2 separate regions of the Homo sapiens genome follow, and region 2 is linked to region 1. The links are chromatin contacts, found by Hi-C or POLR2A ChIA-PET in ENCODE. All regions are on one chromosome and are shown on one strand. Each heading gives the region's core, a stretch centred on a gene start or an enhancer-like site at or near the end of the contact. The rest is flanking DNA. Distances are from core to core; before and after follow the strand shown.

Region 1 (2,700 bases), core at 165-2,664:
ACGGACGGTGACACTGAGACACACGATGTTAGGCACGTTGCCAACAGTCACAAAGGGCCAGGGTTCAACATAGACTGTCTGGCCCCAAAGCCTGTGCTCTTTTCTTTTTTTAATTTGTATTTACTTATCTATTTTCATCCTTTAAAAAATAATTTTATTTTGGATTCAGGGGTGCATCTGCAGGTTTGTTCCATGAATGTATTGCATGATACTTAGGTTTGGGGTGTGTGTATACCATATTTTCATTATCTAATCCACTGTTGATGGGCACCTGGGTTGAATCCATATCGTTGCTATTATGAATAGTGCTGCAATAAACATCCGAGAGCACGTGTCTGTCTTATAGATTGATTTGTTTTCCTTTGGGTATATACCCATTAATGGGATTGCTGGGTCACTTGGTAGTTCTGTTTTAGGTTCTTTGAGAAGTCTCCAAGCTGCTTTCTACAGTGGCTGAACTAATACACATTCTCACCAGCAGTGTATAAATTTTCCCTTTTCTCCTCAGCCTCACCAGCATTAGTTGTTTTTTGCAAAGTCTGTGCTCTTACCCACTTTACTGCCCCCAGCATAACTCAGGCTGGTGAGGGAGGTGTGACACTTCTTCATGTGCTTAAGGCAGCCTGTGGCAGACCAAAATCTACTACGCATCTTGAAGATTGTTGCTCAGATCCACGTATTAATGTTTCTGAATACTGGAAACTGTGCTCGTGGCTGGGGACCAGGAATAAGTATAGTGGAGTCCTTGCTGGCAAGGAGTCCTTTAACAGAGGAAAAAGACAGGGCAGGGTATGACATAAAGACCAGATTCTATTTGGAGCTGTTGACTCAAAGAGCAAAAGGAGATGGCCGTTAGCGTATCAGACATAGAAGCCATATTCCCCATGGGCAAAAATGAAGAATGTTCTGTAAGGGTCCTTCAAGCTATACCACCCTGTGGTCCTCACTAGTGTTCATGGTCCTGTTAAGGGATGGGACACACTGGCCAAATGCTGGTGATCAAGCCAGCAAAGCTTCACCAGGCAGGCAAAACAAGGTATCTGGCATAATTTGGATACATCACATCACTGCAGTTCATTGTGCTGAGTAAAAATATTACACACAGACCAGGTTTGTAATAAAAACAAAATATAAAAATACAAAAGCCACAAAATGTCCCAGCTGGCAGAGACTGCACTCCAAATGGGAGGGATCCTAGGCAGGAAGCACAGTTCATATTTATGGAACAGAACGGGACAGCTAGATGCTTTGGTTCTTTGGGGGAAGTATTTAGCCTAACCCAATCACAACATATATATTTTCTAACTCAGGGATTCATGAGTTATTTTCATAGATTGCTCATGGTTATTACCGAAGGTTGCTCTGTCTCTTTGAAACCAACCATGTTGCCGGGCAACAGCTTCCTTGTTGATTTCATTTCTCCTCTTATCATTGTCTCAGTAACTTCAGCAAATCTATCCATATTCTGCTCTCTCCCACACAAAATAAAGTCCCTTTACATTCCTGAATTATGAGGCAGCAGAAGTAAAAAGTGATAGATTCATCAAGCTTAATTATAAGATAAGATGCTGGATATTTTACTGCTATTTCTGCAGTCTCAGCTTTGGTTTGAGTTTGAAGCATTATGGGTCAAAATTCCTAATGATTTTTGAAAATGCCACCTGTGAGGTCTGTGGCAGAGCAAGCAGTTATACTGGGGGAAAGCAAAAATAAACTTTCAGCGTTCAGGTTCATGTGCTGTAAGTGATTTGGTCAGAACTGGATTTTCCTGGAGAGCAGGAAGGTTATGATAACCTTTGAATTTTCAACACAAATCAACAAGGCGTGTTTCCTTTTTATAGTGGTAAAAATGTTGGAGGATTTGGGAACACTGAGTGTTTATTGTACCTGAAACCAGGCTCATCTAAGCCAAGAAGAAATGTTGATAGTCTATAGCTGTTCCCGGAGGAGTCCAGTTCCTCTGCTTCCGGAGATCTTGCTTATGTAACTCTGACTAATGCCTGAAATTCCATGGCTAAGCTACACCCTGTTACCTTAAAATCTTGAGTCTTCTTTACTATAAAAATGCTTACTACAGGAATGATGGTCTTTAGCCACCTTTTACATCTTAGTAAAGATTAGTCATTTATATCTTTGTAGGAATGAAGAATCTGAGAGTGAAATATGAGTGGCAAGAAAGACAGAATGAAGGCACTGCACTCTGGATAAAATGACAAAATAACAGGCCTGAAGCACAGACTTTGGAGAAAACACTGGCCCTAAGACTGTCCCTAATTTGAGCACCCTAGTTTTCTAATGACTTACATAAATACCTGAATGCACAGATACCAGACAATACAGACTTATTTTGATTCCTCCTTCTTCTTCACCAGCACCCAATCCTCATCAACCACAAAGCTATAAAGAACTACAGATTCTCTTCCTCCTAAACCAATTCTAGTCCATGCACATAACAAAAGATCAAAATACATCGAGCAAAAACTGAAAGAACTGAAAGAAGAGACAGATAAACCCACTATTATAGTAAGAGATTGTAGTACATGTCTCTCAATAAATGAAAGAACAAACAGACAGAAAATCAGTAAAGATACAGAAGACTTGAACAACACTACCAACCAAATTGACCTCATTGACATGTATAGAACACTCTGTCTATCCAACAACAGCAGAATACACATTTTTCTCAAGGTACATGGGACA
Region 2 (2,700 bases), core at 188-2,687, 120 kb before region 1:
AGTATTTTACCCCAAAACATATTTCTTTGACATATTTTGAAATGGCCCTGCAAAGCTGCCTCTTGTGGGGAAAATCTACATTTTTGTAGATAATCTCCTTCCCTTTCCGGGTCTTTCTCCTGATCCAGGAGAGTCTGAAAAGAGACATTTACAATAGATGCTCTCTGAAGCCTGCTCGCTTCATCTGCAGAATAAGACCCTTGGTCTCCACAACACCTTATCTTAACCCACACACTCCCTTCTATTGATTTCAGGTCTTTAGATGAACTTTCAACCAGAAAATCTTGGAATCCACCTGCGACCCAGAAGCTCCCCCCTGACCACCACCACCTTGGGCACGTGTTCTCAGGATCTCCAGGGGCTGTGTCAGAGGCCACGGTCACTCACATTTGGCTCAGAACAAATCTCTTCAAATACTTTACAGAGTTTGACAGTATTTCAATTTTATTGCATATATTATATTGCATATGAGTTTAACTCATATTTTGAGTTTTTAATCTCTTACTGTACCTAATTTATAAACTTTATTATATGTATAGAAAAAAACAGTATATATAGGATTCAGTACTATCCATAGTTTCAGGCATCCACTGGAGATCTCTGAACATATCCCTTGCAGGTAAGGGGGGAAGCTGCTGTGTACTTCTATATGTGTCGCATGTGAAGCGTGGCCAAAATGGGAAATCTGAAAATGAAGGGGGAAAATGAACATAATTAGGGCTTTGTTTACTTTCAGAAATGGGGTGTTATGTTGCCCAGGCTGGCCTCAAATTCCTGGACTCCAGCAATCTACCCCACCTCAGCCTCCCACGCAGCTGGGATTACTGGCATGTACCCCCACACCCAACATGGGTGGCTTATATCTTTTTAAGTTTACTTATTGTAAGTCATGTTGGCTACAATTAAAAATATATATTATATACTTGAAAATGAGTAAGATTCAAAATGTTCTTGTAAACTGTGTGTCTTCCCCTATCTGAAGGAATTTGGGAGGAGCAACCTTGCAAGAACCTTGGTCTTTTTACACCCAGAAATTGGTTTTTGGTTTCACTGACTTCAAGAATAAAACCGCAAACCCTCAGTGAATACTATAGCTCTTAAGGCGGCGCGCCTGGAGTTGTTCGTTCACTCTCACTGGGCTCGTCGTCTCACCCACTATAGAAATGAAATTGCAACTTTCGCAGTGAGTGTTCCGTTCCTCCTAATGGGCTCGTCGTCTCACCCACTTCAGAAATGAAGTTGCAACTTTCACAGAGTCGTCTCACCTACTTCAGAAATGAAGTTGCAACTTTCACAGATGAGTGTTTCGTTCCTCCTGCCGGGCTCGTCATCTCACCCACTTCAGAAATAAAGTGACAATTTTCGCAGTGAGCGCTACAGCTCATAAAGGCAACGCAGACGCCAAATGCAAACGAACAAACCTTATCACAGCACAGAAAACCCCAACGGGTTACCACTACAAGCTCCGGCAGCCTGCTTTTATTCTTTTATCTGGCCCCACCCACATCCTGCTGATTGGTAGAACCAAGTGGTCTGTTTTGACAGGGCGCTGATTGGTGCGTTTACAATCCCTGAGCTAGACATAAAGGTTCTCCAAGGCCCCACCAGAGTAGCTAGATATAGAGTGTCAATTGGTGCATTCACTAAACCTTGAGCTAGATGCAGGATGCTGATTGGTGTGTTTACAAACCTTGAGCTAGATACAGAGTGCCGATTGGTGTATTTACAATCGCTGGGCCAGACACAAATGTTCTCCATGGTCCCCACCAGACTCAGGAGCCCAGCTGGCTTCACCCAGTGGATCCTGTACTGGGGCTGCAGGTGGAGCTGCCTGCCACTCCCACGCCATGCGCCCACACTCTTCAGCCCTTGGGTGGTCGATGGGACTGGGAGCCATGGAGTAGGGGGTGGTGTTCATCAGGGAGGCTCGGGCATGGCGGGCTGCAGGTCCCAAGTCCTGCCCCGCGGGAAGGCAGCTAAGGCCCAGTGAGAAATAGGGCGCAGCGCTGGTGGGCTGGCACTATGGGGGAACCCAGTACACCCTCTGCAGCCACTGGCCCGGGTGCTAAACCCCTCATTGCCCGAGGCCGGCATGGCCGGCCGGCTGCTCCGAGTGCGGGGCCCGCCAAGCCCACGCCCACCCGGAACTCCAGCTGGCCCGCAAGCGCCGCGCACAGCCCCAGTTCCCGCTGGCGCCTCTCTCTGCACACCTCCCTGCAAGCTGAGGAAGCCGGCTCCGGCCTTGCGTGGCCAGCCCAGAAACGGACTCCAACAGTGCAGCGGCGGGCTGAAGGGCTCCTCAAGTGCCGCCAAAGTGGGAGCCCAGGCAGAGGAGGCACCCAGAGCGACCGAGGGCTGTGAGGACTGCCAGCATGCTGTCACTTCTCACTTTGTACTTTTAAAAGGAAAGAATTCAAATGAGAGACAGGCAAGGGAACATTTATTTTAAGCAATGTGAAAGTTCATTGGAGAAAGTAGGCTTGGAAGAGGGTCAAGCAGGAGACTTCAAAAATCAAGTGCTGCTTCCGCTTTGATTTTTTTTTTTTTTTGGACGGAGTCTCGCTCTATTGCCCAGGCTGGAGTGCAGTGGTACAATCTCAGCTGACTGCAACCTTTGTCTCCAGGGTTCAAGCGATTCTCCTGCCTCAGCCTCCCGAGTAGCTGGGACTACAGGTGCTTGCCACCACGCCTGGCTGATTT

What was found. Hi-C counts contacts between places; a loop is a spot of excess contacts on that map. ChIA-PET counts read pairs that join two places held with the same protein, here RNA polymerase II (POLR2A). Pooled maps may share reads with other maps.
Region 2: a pooled map shows a loop between it and region 1 (2.9-fold over the local background). The contact joins two enhancer-like sites. A Hi-C loop is called at or near these places in 3 of 50 pooled maps. POLR2A ChIA-PET finds 5 or more read pairs at or near these places in 8 of 52 experiments (H1, K562, OCI-LY7 and 4 more).

What each region holds. Positions count from the first base shown.
Region 1 is chr6:2,817,410-2,820,109 of GRCh38, reverse strand. No RefSeq gene overlaps it. Among named protein-coding and RNA genes, the nearest start is that of SERPINB1, 23 kb to the left of the region's middle. Within about 2 kb of position 1,414, at least 9 of the 41 ENCODE cell types and tissues checked have a DNase peak (open chromatin) inside an H3K27ac peak, as active enhancers do.
Region 2 is chr6:2,939,133-2,941,832 of GRCh38, reverse strand. No RefSeq gene overlaps it. Among named protein-coding and RNA genes, the nearest start is that of SERPINB6, 31 kb to the left of the region's middle. Within about 2 kb of position 1,437, at least 9 of the 41 ENCODE cell types and tissues checked have a DNase peak (open chromatin) inside an H3K27ac peak, as active enhancers do.